3 separate regions of the Homo sapiens genome follow, and all the other regions are linked to region 3. A link is a contact called in ENCODE Hi-C or POLR2A ChIA-PET data. All regions are on one chromosome and are shown on one strand. Each heading gives the region's core, a stretch centred on a gene start or an enhancer-like site at or near the end of the contact. The rest is flanking DNA. Distances are from core to core; before and after follow the strand shown. Region 1 holds the start of PGBD2 (piggyBac transposable element derived 2). Region 2 holds the start of ZNF692-DT (ZNF692 divergent transcript). Region 3 has its middle 34 kb from the start of SH3BP5L.

Region 1 (4,784 bases), core at 1,066-3,565, 110 kb before region 3:
TATGGAGAGAAATGGACACACTTAAGGAGGACTTAAAATGTAAAACCATCAAGCCTGGATAATTGGTTGAGGGGGTAGGGCAGGGGAGAAAGCTGATCGGGGAAGCCTCCTAGATTTCAGGCACCCTATGGCTGGTGCACAGAGGTGCCATTCACTAAGCCTAGCAGCACTGGGAGGAAGAGCAGAGGGTGGTCACGAGCTGCCCAGAGGTCCAACTGGGCATTCTCAACTGAACTGGCCCAGGCACTCAACAAAGAAAAAGCAACTTGGTGTGAGACCTGGAGCTCCCCAGGCCACTCTAAAGGGTCCTAGGGGATTGGGAGGTGGGAGAGCTGCTGTTTAAAATGTAAATTTCTCCAAGGAAAGACAGGACAACTAAATGCTGTCTTGGAACCTAAATTACAAAATGGAAATAGGTGAGAGTAAAGAAATTCGAATAAGGCCTGTAGGTGTTAATATCCTGGTTTTGTTGACTGTTTTGTAAAATAAGATGTTAACCCCTAGGAAATCCAGACGAACCGTACATGGGAATTTTTGCTTGTTTCACAACACTCTGAAACTCTGAAATTAATTCAAGATAAAAATTATTCAAAAGACATTTTATAGATGTAAATGCCCCAAAGCTGAGCCAGGTGCCTAACTGTAGGGAAAAGAAAGAGAAGTCAGACTGCTACTGTGTCTATGTAGAAAGGGAAGACATAAGAAATTCCATTTTGACCTGTACCTTGAACAATTGCTTTGCCCTGAGATGCTCTTAATCTGTAACTTTGCCCCAACCTCTTTGCTCCAACCTTGACCTCACAAAAACATGTGTTGTATGGAATCAAGGTTTAAGGGGTCTAGGGCTGTGCAGGACATGTCTTGTTAACAAAATGTTTACAAGCAGTATGCTTGGTAAAAGTCATCACCATTCTCTAGTCTCAATAAACAAGGGGCGCAATGCACCATGAAAAGCCACAGGGACCTCTGCCCTGGAAAGCCGGGTATTGTCCAAGGTTTCTCCCCATGTGATAGTCTGAAATACAGCCTCGTGGGAAGAGAAAGACCTTACCGTCCCCCAGCCCGACACCCGTCTGTGCTGAGGTGGATTAGTAAAAGAGGAAAGCCTCTTGCAGTTGAGATAGATGAAGGCCACTGTGTCCTGCCTGCCCCTGGGAACTGAATGTCTCCGTACAAAACCTGATTGTACATTTGTTCAATTCTGAGATAGGAGAAAAACTGCCCTATGGCAGGAGGCAAGACATGTTGGCAGCAATGCTGCCCTGTTATTCTTTATTCCACTGAAATGTTTGGGCAGAGAGAAACATAAATGTGGCCTACGTGCACATCCAGGCATAGTACCTCCACTTGAACTTATGACATAAATTCTTTTGCTCACATGTTTCTTTGCTGACCTCCTTATCACCCTGCTCTCCTACCGCATTCCTCTTGCTGAGATAATGAAAACAATAATCAATAAAAACTGAGGGAACTCAGAGACCGGTGCTGGTGCAAGTCCTTGGTATGCTGAGTGCCGGTCCCCTGGGCCCACTGTGGTTTCTCTATACTTTGTCTCTGTGTCTTATTTCTTTTCTCAGTCTCTCCTCCCACCTGACAAGATATCCCACAGGTGTGGAAGGGCAGGCCACCCCTTCACCCAACAGCTCAGAATGGCTTTTGTGGGATACGGAAGAACCCTCCCTTCTCTTCACCTCACTAGCAAAAGAGAAAGAAGGGCAAACAAAGACCCTCAGAAACCTCAGCAGCTTCCCAGGCAGACGCAGTTAAAAACGACCCGCCCCCAGCGCGCCCCGGCACAGAGCCACCCCGCCCCAGGATGTGACGTGGCATTCGCAGTCCCGCCGCCAGCCTCAGGCCGCCCGCCTCCTTCGTCCCGCCCACCCCGCCCGAGCCTGCCCTGGTCCCTCCCACCCCGCCCTGAATCCATCCCTCTTTAGCCCGACCCCGCCCTGGTCCCCACCCACCCCGCTCCGCCTCCCGCTCAGCCGGCCCGGCCTCCGGCCTCGCACCCCAACCCGCAGAAGGAGCGCCCCCTTGCGGCCCTCGGAATCCCATTGTTCCTGTCCTGGTCCCGCCAGCCCACCGTCGGCGCGCAGTGGTGAGGACGAACTCCTCGGATGCCGCCGTTGAGAAAACGCAACATCAACGCCAACCACTCCTGTACTCAAGCGAAGCCCTGCCTGCAGCGCGAGCACACTGAGGCCTACCTGCCCTACCCCAGACGGAGACTCGCGAGCCCGAACCGGACCATGAGCCGCGCCGAATCGGAGCGCTGCGCCTGCGTTGGCGTCGGGCGTCGCGGCCGCGCAACGTCCGGCACCAGAGGGCTCGCTGCACCTCGGCCGGCCTTCCATGCCACGCCCCCGGGCCAGGCCACGCCCCGGCCCGAGCGACCATCGAGACTCCAGGACCTCCGCGGCGCCTAGAGGGATCCCGAAAACGCCTGCGAGGCCAGAACGGCCGAAATAACCCACCCCAGCGGGCCAGCTCTTCCCGCCACTCTCCCTTACCCTCCCACCCCTGTCCTACTTTGGAAACCTTCCTCGCTCCTTCCTAATCAGGAGAGCATGGGGACTTTCTAGGGTAGTGGTTCTCAAATGTGCCCCCAATCTAACAGCAGCTTCACCTGGGAAATCGATGGAAATGCAAATCTTGGGACCCCACTACAGGCCTTCTGAGTAAGAAACTCTGAGGGTGTGCCCAATAATCGGCCTTACCAACCCTGAAGGTAATTGTGGTACAAACTAGGGCTTGAGAACCACTGCTGTATGGCAGGGTTTCTCAACCTCCACTCTTGACATTTTGGGCCTGGATAATTCTTTGTTGAGAGGGAAGGAGGCTGTCCTGTGCATTATAGGAGGCAGGGTCACGGATAAAATACAGTTAAATTTGAGTTTCAGGTAACAGTGTTGTTCATCTAAGATTCACATTTAACTGGAAGTCCCTGTATTTCATCTGGCTACCTTGCCTACCTATATTTTTACTTGGTAAAAATAGAACCTTAATTGTAGGATATTGAGCATCCCTAGCAACTAAATGCCAGTAGCACACCACACTCTCTCCACTCTAGTTATGACAAATAAAAGTATCTCCCCCTACTTCTTGAGAATCACGGCTCTATAAGGACTTTGTCCAGCTGAAACCCAGTAGCCCATTAGGTATATAGGACAGTGTACTCCGCAGAAAACTGCCTTGCCCTGAAAGGCTTTGAACACAGAAATCCCTGGGACCAAACCGTGTTAACATTCAAAAAGAGGGCCACTTAGTGAAGAGTTTGTATTTGCTTCTCCACACTGACACTTCACAAAGGTTTTTTGGTCACTGTAAAGTGTGTTCCAAAACCCCTGGATCAGAAGAAAAAAATCATGCTCATTTGTGAGATTCTGAAGTGAAGGGCACGTATTAGTTTGTCATTCATTCCACATATGAGCAAATTGAGAAAACAGGCAATAAGCCATGGGAAAATGGGAGTGCTACTCTAGGTAAGGTAGGGTGGTGTTTCTAACTTGCTTTGTTCCCCAGATCCTGTGTCTCATTCATTCATTCAAGTGTTAAATGAGTGTCTTCTCTGTGACAATCACTCCTCTGAGCAGTGATGTTAGAACAGTGAAAAAGAAAAGGCACAAGAGAAAAACCCTCTTGTCATTTCAGTGGGAGAACCAGACAGTAAACAAAATATATGGCATGTCAAAGTGGAAAGTGCTAGGAAGAAAATAAAGGAAGCAAAGGGGACCAATAAGACTGTTGTGAATTCAGTTTTAAATAATTTGGTCAGGGAAGGTTGGTAAGTGAGAAGGTTGTATTTGAGGGAAAAGCCAAAGAATATGAAGAGCAAATTCCCCATGCAGAATTCAAGGGGGAAAATATTTGAAGCAGAGAGAATGGCATGTGCAAATGCTCTGAGGCGAAGCAAGCCTAGCACATTTGAGAATGGCTGGAGACAAAAGAAAGTCAAAGAAATGAGGTCAAAGAGGGGGTGAGTTCAACAAGGAGTAATAAGGTGCTTGCTGGCTGTTTCTTCCATACCTTTATGATCCAGAGAGAATTCTCACTGCAATTTGGATACTTGCATATGTAATTTAAAGTTAATAAAAAGATCGGGACCAAGTGTAAGTGTTTATGGAGCTGCAAAGAGTCCATCTAGACATTTTCAGTGCATTGCTTTGAATAAAGCTACGTTTAAAAACAAAGTCAAATCTTTGAAAACAATGTCAAATTTGGGGTAGAATGGCAGAAGAACTGCATGATAGGAATTGGGAAAAAAAAAAAAATTTAGCCCGTTAAGCTAGAATCCTTTGAGGAAAATACATATTTTGAAGTTCTTTAATTGAGAAATAGGCTAAATAAGCTTTAAGGAAAAAATTGGGGAAAATATTTAAATTATGTGTATTATGAGTAAATTTCATAAAAGCCTTGCAGCCTAGTTTGTTTATAGATACTATCTTGCTTTAGGGAGTTAACAAATAAAAAAAAAACATAAAAAGAAGAAAATGGACTTAGGGAATTAAACTTATATATTTATTAATTTATTTCATTTAGTTTATTTCACCTGTACATGTCTTTGTGTGTATGTATGGGGTGAGACTTTACATATAAAAATTCTCATGTCGCATTGACTAAATAACACCTTATGGTTGATGATGTTAGTACATAGCAGCAATTAAAGCTCAGCTACAAGTTGCTGACTACATTAAAGTTTTTGACAGCCATAGCAGTATCACAGCCTACCCAACAATTAAGAATGTCACATACATGAAACCACAGTTGTATGGAATTATGAGAAA
Region 2 (4,442 bases), core at 1,943-4,442, 67 kb before region 3:
GTAATGGGATGCTAAGATGGAATTCAAGGTCTCAGACTGCAATGAGGTCACTAAAGGCAGAGAACCAATGTTTACAGAGAACCCCTCCTTAAAATGTTAGCACTCCCTTGCAGCACTTACAAAGGAAGGGGCTGGTGACTGTTTTTGAGAGAGTTGGCTCATTCCTTACCTAGATGATATAAGAAATTAAAGAGAGGCTGAGAGATTTATTTGGAGACGGTTATTGAAGAGCTGGGCATTGGCAGTAATTTCATTTTATTATTTTAAACAAGATCAAACCAAGAGAACCAAAAATGTTCTTGGGTCTCAAAGTGAGACCCAACATTCTAAGAGTAACCAAGAATTACAAGACCTTTCATTCCCTTGGATGAAACCACAAGGATTTTGCAGATATCTATTAAGGGACCATGAGGAAAGGATAAAGTTTGTTCTCGATGGAGTCCTGCTCTTTTGATGTGAAAGTTACACTTTCATTAATGAGTAAAGTAGCTGGAAAAGTTACACATTCATTAATGAGTAAAGTAGCTGGGACATCTTCCTTCCTACCTTACACTAGTCAGACAAGTATGTTGAGTCACTGATACCACAAATCAAAAGGAATATGCACAGGACACACTGGGCTCATCCTAAGGGTGTTCATGTTTGCACACCATGTCATTTGAGATATTTAGGCTGCAGAGGAGAAGGCTGGGCTAGTCAACAATCATCGTATACCAATAACAAACACACAAACAAGTCCCTGAGATGATTTCAGAAAGTAAGTGCCATGAAGAAGATACAATAGGGCACAGTGAGGTAGAGCATGACTGAGGAAAGGGAGCTTTCTGAATGAGGGATTTTATAGCTGAGTGGGTGATCTTATAGCCGAGATTTACAAGATGAGAAGGGAGCAAACAGATGAACAGCTGGGTGGTGGGCTGGGGGATGGGGTGGGGGCTGAGGGGAGAATTGAGTGCTCCAGAGACAAAAGAACTCCCTCTAGGATACTTGGCACACTTGAGAAATAGCAAAAAGGTGGGAGGACAAAGTGGGAAAAGTTGGGGGATGATGCCAGAGAAGAAGCCAAGGGCCCAATTAAGTAGGTCCTTGAGGCCATGATAAGGATTTTGGATTGCACCACTCACAGATTTTAAGCAAAAGATTTGATCTTTGAGGAAATTTTCCCTGCTTTGTGAGAGTACAAGTTAAAGTAGGAGGCAGATCCATTAGGAAGATGTAGCCACAGACCAGGTGAGAGATGATAGTGGTATGGTAGGCTTAAAAATAGTCCCAGAAAAGATATCTGTGTCCTAATCCCCAAAACTTGTGGAGATTACTTTATTTTATTTTAGATGGAGTCTTGCTCTGTCACTCGGGCTGGTGTGCAGTGGTGCAATTTCGGTTCACTGCAACCTCCTCCTCCTGGGTTCAAGCAATTCTTCTGCCTCAGCCTCCCGAGTAGCTGGGATTATAGGCCCATGCCACCATGCCCAGCTAATTTTTTTTGTATTTTTAGTAGAGACAGGGTTTCACCATGTTGGGCAGGCACATCTCAAACTCCTGACCTCAAGTGATCCACCCGCCTTGGCCTCCCAAAGTGCTGGGATTACAGGCGTGAGCCACCGTGTGCAGCCGATTACTTTATATGGCAAATACTTTACAGAAGAAATTGTCTTAGGATACTGAGATGGAGAGATTATTTGGATTATAAGGATGGACTCTAAATGCATTCACAAGCATCCTTGTAAGAGAGAAGCAGAGGGAGATTTGACACAGAAGGAGGCAATGTGACCTCAGAGACAGAGATTGGAGTGACGTGGCCACAAGTCAGAGAATGCTGGCCACCATTAGAAGCTAGAAGAAGCAAGGAAAGGATTCTCCCCTAGAGCCCTTACAATGGCCTGTGGCCCTGCTGATGCCTTGGCCTCCAGAACTGTGAGAAAATAAATTTGAGTAAAGGGAGCAAGTTTGTGGCTGAAAACAACACACAACACAATTTGTTACAACAATTACAGAAAATTAATACCAGTGGCTTGGAGTAGGGTTTTAGCAGTTGAGAGGGTCAGAAGTGATTGGATTTAAGATAAATTTTTGGAGACAGGACCAACAAGATTTGCTGATGTATATGGTTTAGGTATCATAAAAGGCAAAGAATCAAGGCTGATTCCCTTTTTTCTGAACAAGTGGGTGGATGATGACATAGTTTACTGGCATGGGGGAGGGTACAGGCGTTATTGTTATATGTTTGCCATATTTATGTTGGAGAAAATATCAGCTATCATGTGTCAGCGCTCTCTACATGCCAGGCACTGTCCTACATTCTTTACACGTGTTAGCTCAGTTAACACATGTAAGTCAAGCGGGCAGTAAGATATATGACTGGAGTTGAAAGAGGGCTAGGCTAGGAGCCATCAGTGTATTTAAAGCCATGGAACTAATTAGATCACCCAGGAGAACATATGCAGACGAGAGAAGATCTGGTTCAAGGCCTGAGCCAGGGCACACTTCATCTTTTGGCAGAACAGAGGGAATGGATCCAAAAAAAGGATAGAAGGAGCCAGTGAGGAGGGTGGAAAACCTGGAGCATATGAAGTCACAGAAGTAAAACTGGGGCCCAAAATGTAGAGGGAGCCATAAAGATGAGGAGGACGAGAGCTACATAGTCGCGCTCTTTCTAGGGCAGAGAGGCGGACGGAACTGACAGCTGCTATGTAGCAATATGACCGTCTCAAGTGACCTTGTGAAGCGCCACTGCAGTGGCTGGGTGGGGAGGAAAGCTCCATCAGAGCCATTTGAAGAGAAGAGGATGGGAAGTGAGCGTACACAGAGAATGCAGGCAACTTTTAGGAGGAATTCTGATGGTAATAGAAGTGGGCTGTAGCTGGTGGGACTCTGCGGTCCACAGAGGGCTCTAGCTGGACCCTCTGTGGGTCTTTCAAAGTGACTGATTCTGCATCATGTTTGCGGGTGGCAACTGTGAGGGGGAAATCGAAGGTGAATACAAAACGGGAACAAGTGAAGAGGCAACGTCCCCATACAGGCCGGGTGGGCTGGGGTTGGAGCACAGGAGGCCTGACCCTGTCTCTTCCACTTTCCCTCAAACCTTTGGTCACCAAGCGCAGACGCTCACCACAGAAGCCACCCAACCACAACTGCCGCGGGGCTCCGCGACACGCGCGGGCGACTTGAGTCGGGCAACCACGATTCCCGGCGGGCGTTGCGCGGGGCACCCAGTGCGCAGGCGCACGGCGTCGGCCTCCGACTCGCCCCTCCCTCTGGGGCGCGGGCCTCAGTTCCGGGCTACAGCAGCCGACGCCGAGAGGCACCGTTTCTTCTTAAAAGAGAAACGCTGCGCGCGCGAGGTGGGCCCCTGTCTTCCAGCAGCTCCGGGCCTGCTCGCTAGGCCCGGGAGGCGCAGGCGCAGGCGCAGTGGGGGTGAGGGCGCGTGGGGGCGCACAGGTAAGGCCGGGGTGGGGGTGGGTCGCGACGGGGGCTCTGGGCAGCCTGGGAACTGCCATTGGGATTAGTCCGCTCCACTCACTGTCAGCATTAAGTGGGGGTGCCCAAGACGGGGTGGATGGGGGGCGCCCTCCAGACCTCTGACCACGGCCTCACCGCCACTCGACCCAACTATGAAGAGCGCCCCCAGCTGCACGCCAGGACACGACCTTTCCTTCCCCTAGAAACCAGTAAAGGCCGCTGCCCTATTCAAGATGAAATGTGTGGACCGCCCCCAGCCCAGTTGAAATTTCCCGTGAAAGTCTCTCGCCCCTTCCCCACAGCTCCACTTCAGTGGACTGGAGGGCGCAGGCCTTTGTTCTGACTGCTTCTGTCTGCCTGCCTCCCACCCGACGACACTCACATGGTAGCGCTGAGCTTCAACACCCTGTATCATAGAAGGACGGGGTTTGGCTCCACACCTGCCACTGCTATTGAAATAGTTTAGTCTTGCCCCAGTTCACTGATGAGGAAACTGAGGCCCTAACGGCAGGTGGAGCCGGGTCCCCGACCCCCGAGATCGGCAGGGCGCTGAAGACGTCCCTTCCACCCTCCAGCCTCTGGTGCACATGGCTTCCTCCCCGGCGGTGGACGTGTCCTGCAGGCGGCGGGAGAAGCGGCGGCAGCTGGACGCGCGCCGCAGCAAGTGCCGCATCCGCCTGGGCGGCCACATGGAGCAGTGGTGCCTCCTCAAGGAGCGGCTGGGCTTCTCCCTGCACTCGCAGCTCGCCAAGTTCCTGTTGGACCGGTTAGGGGCCGGGAGAAGGGCTTGGGGGAGGGTACCCAGGCAGCAGCCCCTAGCCTCCTCTCCAGGGCCTGTCCTGCTGCTCTTTTCCACCCTCAGGTTTCTCACTTTACCAGGACGGCCTGTGTGACTTGTGGCCTCCGAGGGTCCTGCTCCCCTCCTCATGGTCTCAGCGAATAGCGGCCCTTAGGGCTGGCCCCTTACATGTGTGAGTGCCCAG
Region 3 (4,384 bases), core at 710-3,209:
CTAATATTTAAATCTGTAGACTGAGTACAGCAGATTACCCATTATGATATGGGTGGGCCTCCTCAAATCAGTGGAAAGCCTTTATAGAAAAAGACTAACCTCCTTGGAAGAAGGAAGACTTTTGCCAGAAGACTGCCTTTGGACTCAAATTACAAGTCTTCCCTGGATTTTCAGCCCTGCCAGCCTACTCTGCACATTTGAACTTGCCAAGCCCCCACAACTGCATGAAGAAATCCTTTAAAATGAACCTCTCTCTCTCTCTCTCTCTCTCTCTCTCTGTCTCTAAACATCCTGTTGATTCTGTTTTCCTGGACAATCCTGACTAATATATCATTCATAGAGGCAGTTTCTGTTTCCTGATTTTTCTTTAGTTTATGGGCCATATTTTCTGTTTCTTTGCATGTCTCATAACGTTTGTTGGAAACTGGACATTTTAGATCACGTACTGAAGCAACTCCGGGTGTGCCCGCCACCTCAGGTGGGCTTGTTATTGTTATTTGCCTGCTTATTTGTGTAGTGATTAGCTGGATTATTTTCCTGAAGCCTATTCTCCCACTACCACACTCATTCTTCCCCACCCCCTGCAGTGGGAAGCCTCTAAGCCTCTAATGTTGCTCCTCACAGGACACAACCTTTGGTATGCCCACAGTCATTGTGGGATGATGGTGGTTTTGGCAGATTTCTTTTTGACTATCTATTCCTGAACTTACTCAGCTGTTAAGCTCTCTAATTGCAGGCTGATTGCTCAGCTGTTTTCAACAATGCTCTGGGCATCCATTGCCCTATAGGCTTAGCTAATCAAATTCAGGCTCCTTTGTAGGGACAGTTACCAAAGTCACTGAAACATGTTCTGACTCCAGGAGGGCTCTTTGTAGTTGTCTGGTGTCTTGTTTCTCTCTGGCAAACCAGCCGGCCTACAGTTTAGCCTATATTTCTGTCTTAGTCAGCTTGGTGTGCTATTACAAAATATTATAAACTAGGTGGCTTATAGACAAAAGAAATTTATTTCTCACGGTTCTGGACACTGAAAGTCCAAGATCAGGATGCCAGCATGGTCAGGTTCTGGTGAAGGCCCTCTTCAGGTTGCAGACTGTTGACTTCTCATTGTATCTTCACATGGTGGAAAGAAGGTGAGAGAGCTCTCTGGGGTCCCTTTTATAAGGTCACTAATTCCATTCATGAGGGCTCCACCCTCATGATCTAATGACCTTCCGAAGGCCCCATCTCCTAATATCATCACATTGGGGGTTATAATTTCAACATATGAATTTTGGGGGAACACAAGCATTCAGTCCATAGCAATCGTCAATGAATCTACTAATTGCTTCCCAATCGCCTTTCACCGCAACCGCCACTGTTTTATTCCCCCTATATTTAGAGGACTCTTAGACTTGAACTTCAGACTCAGTTATAAGTGAGGTCTGTTCCTTTGAGTAGAAAGCTGGAGCTCTCTGTTCTATGCCTGCTTCTGCCCCTGGGTAAAATCTCTGAGCCATGGCTCTGGAGAAAATGGCATGCTTCTCCTGAGTGACGCCTCTACTTTAGGAGCTGAGCACTTGGTAGAATGGTGTGCAGCAGCCCTAGAATTTCTCAGGTTGGCCTTTATTGGCATGGGACTGCTGCCAGTGAACTAGGGCAGTGGTGATTGGGGCCTCAGTATTTGCAGTATGTGCAGTATTCTCAAGGTCGAGCCTGTATCCCATGACTAGGAGAGGCAAGGAAGAAGGGAGTCTTCACTTGTCAGCCATACTCACCTGGAATTTATTATCTTCAGTAGGAAGAAACTGGGGGTAGGATGAGACATGCTAACTTTCTGCTCCAGAAAGTGTGAAAGTTATCAGAATCAAAACAAGTCCCTTGTTAACAAAGCTCCGACAAAAAGAGCCAGAAAAGGCCGTGAACAGAGGGTTCTCACGCACGAATGCCTGATAACAGGAACTATCACAAAAAGCTCTGCAAAAACCACAGCCTTGCACAAAGACCATCACAGCCTTACACAAAAATATAATTCTGCGAGGACATCTGCCCAGCAACTGCTTGTCCAACCTCAGACTGGCACCACCTTTATTATTTGATTCTTATAGCCAAGGACAGTTATCTCAAAACAATTATGTAATCCTCCTTATTTTTCCTTTAAAAACCACTGTCTTCTGTTACCTCCCTGAATACACACATAGTTTTCTATGGCACATATATTCCCATTGCAATTCTATTCCTAAATAAACATCATTTTCGTTAGAGAGTCTCCCTCTCTGTCAATGTAGGTTGACAGAAGTTTGTCCCCTGACTGGGAGCTTTGGGGAGAGGAAGCTGTGTGTTCTTGGCTATAATAGTCTAGAGTAGAGTTTCCATCTTGCTGAGTTGTCCCCTGACTGGGAGCACTGCAGAGAGGAAGCCGTGTGTTCTTGCCTGTAACAGTCTAGAGTAGAGTTTCCATCTTGCTGAGTTGTCCCCTGACTGGGAGCACTGGGGAGAGGAAGCCGTGTGTTCTTGGCTGTAACAGTCTAGAGTAGAGTTTCCATCTTGCTGAGTTGTCCCCTGACTGGGAGCACTGCGGAGAGGAAGCCGTGTGTTCTTGCCTGTAACAGTCTAGAGTAGAGTTTCCATCTTGCTGAGTTGTCCCCTGACTGGGAGCACTGCGGAGAGGAAGCCGTGTGTTCTTGGCTGTAACACTCTAGAGTAGAGTTTCCATCTTGCTGAGTTGGGCGGGGTGCAGGGCATGGATCTTGGTTCCCCTGAGGAGCCATTTCCTGGGAGGTTGCAAGGATGATGGCTGCCCTGAAAGAGCAGAGTCACCTGCAGGGATCCCTGCTGGACCACACAATGCTCGGCACGTTTCTGAGCACTTCTTATACATCTGCCATTTTACCGATGCGTTCACCATTCCAGGCCCAACTTAAATAATAAAGTTGCTAAGGCCCCTCTCCTGGCAGCTTAGATCAGAATCTCTGAGGATAAACTGGACACGGATATATGTGTAAAGATCCACAGATGATGATGTTAAGTCATACTGAGGGCTGATATCGACAGCTATGGCTCCAGACAGTTAATTCCCAATAACTCCTCTGTAAATCAGCTATACCAAGGATATGTCTTGGAGCCGTTTGTGTTCTGCTAAACACATGGCACCAATAAATGAACTATTCTAAGATAAGAGGGTGTGCAGATTGCTCAGAAAAGGCTGTCTAAACCTCTCTTTCAGGTTTCAGGACCCAACACAAACCTTTGCCCCTGGGCCATTCTTTAACCAGAAGAGGCCCGTCCAGTCTGAATACCCTTTATTGATCTCTCGCCTTGTCCAGTGTGAGGCTCTGCTGCCATCTAGGCCTTGGGGTTGACAGAGATACTGGAGCCATTCCACATGTTCTCTTTATTTAACACACATTCCCTTTATTTAACTCCCATCGAATAAAATTTATAGGAGGCCATTGGTTTAGACTGAGCCCCTGCCACTGAGCCCAATAGACCAAACCAAAGTGAAGTCACTCATGCTGAAGGTCCACAATACCAAGCTCAAACTAAGCTGTTTATCTGACTTGCCAGGAAATCAAGAGAGAGAGGTAATAGATCCTCAAACAAGCCAATTTTAGCTGACATGATGAGAAAGTACCCTTTGCTTTAACTTTTACAAGGAAACTAACTTTGAAATGACCAATTCTCTTTTAGCTCTCTCTTCTGCTTCCCGGAGCCCTTTTCCGTTTATAAAGCTGTAAGCCAAAAATAAAATTCTAAGCCCCCAACCAACTGAACAGACCCCTCCTCTTGGATAAGGACGTCCTGAAGTTAACCTGAAAAACTAGTTCAGGCCATCATGGGAAGCGGAGGTTGGACATGCCTCATTATAACGTACTCTCTTTGGAATTCAGGCACAACTGACCAGCATTAACATTAAAACAGAGACCTGAAGACTGACATAGTAGCTCTTTATAGCAATAACATACCAACATAACAGCAGGCCCTGAAAGAAATCAAATTATTTTACCCCAAAATATGTATCTTTGACATATTTTAAAAAGGCCTGGTACAGCTATTTTTTTGTAGGGAAAATCTACATTCTGTTGAGAATCTCCTACCTGGAGATTTGATCTGTATGATAAAAATCTTGGTCTTCATAACCCCTCGTCTTTTTTTTTTTTTTTTGAGATGGTGTCTTGCCCTGTTGCCCAGGCTGGAGTGCAGTGGCGTGATCTTGGCTCACTGAAGCCTCCGCCTCCCGGGTTCAAGTGATTCTCCTGCCTCAGCCTCCCGAGTAGCTGGGATTACAGGCATGCACCACCATGCCCGGCTAATTTTTTGTATCTTTAGTAGAGATGGGGTTTCTCCATGTTGGCCAAGCTGGTCTTGAACCCCTGACCTTGTGACCCGCCCACCCCAGCCTCTCAAA

The links. A loop is a pair of places that touch in the nucleus more often than their neighbours do. ChIA-PET counts read pairs that join two places held with the same protein, here RNA polymerase II (POLR2A). Pooled maps may share reads with other maps.
Region 1: a pooled map shows a loop between it and region 3 (3-fold over the local background). The contact joins the promoter of PGBD2 here to the enhancer-like site in region 3. A Hi-C loop is called at or near these places in 2 of 37 single-sample maps with no recorded cell type and 2 of 50 pooled maps. POLR2A ChIA-PET finds 5 or more read pairs at or near these places in 1 of 52 experiments (OCI-LY7).
Region 2: a pooled map shows a loop between it and region 3 (2.9-fold over the local background). The contact joins the promoter of ZNF692-DT here to the enhancer-like site in region 3. A Hi-C loop is called at or near these places in 4 of 50 pooled maps. POLR2A ChIA-PET finds 5 or more read pairs at or near these places in 4 of 52 experiments (B cell, T-cell, WTC11 and 1 more).

What each region holds. Positions count from the first base shown.
Region 1 is chr1:248,903,766-248,908,549 of GRCh38, reverse strand. PGBD2 (piggyBac transposable element derived 2) reads right to left here and starts at 2,315. Exons shown (of 3, transcript NM_170725.3): 1 at 2,208-2,315. RefSeq lists silencers at 1,870-1,959, 2,370-2,429 and enhancers at 2,050-2,239, 1,764-2,685.
Region 2 is chr1:248,857,914-248,862,355 of GRCh38, reverse strand. It overlaps ZNF692-DT (ZNF692 divergent transcript), which reads right to left and starts at 3,192. Exons shown (of 3, transcript NR_186117.1): 1 at 3,110-3,192. It overlaps ZNF692 (zinc finger protein 692), which reads left to right and starts at 3,271. Exons shown (of 12, transcript NM_017865.4): 1 at 3,271-3,438; 2 at 4,035-4,225. The coding sequence starts at 4,047. RefSeq lists enhancers at 2,787-2,936, 3,737-3,786, 4,387-4,442 and a silencer at 3,077-3,576.
Region 3 is chr1:248,790,111-248,794,494 of GRCh38, reverse strand. No RefSeq gene overlaps it. Among named protein-coding and RNA genes, the nearest start is that of SH3BP5L, 34 kb to the left of the region's middle. RefSeq lists a silencer at 831-920. Within about 2 kb of position 1,959, at least 2 of the 41 ENCODE cell types and tissues checked have a DNase peak (open chromatin) inside an H3K27ac peak, as active enhancers do; they include B cell, where a contact is called at or near this core.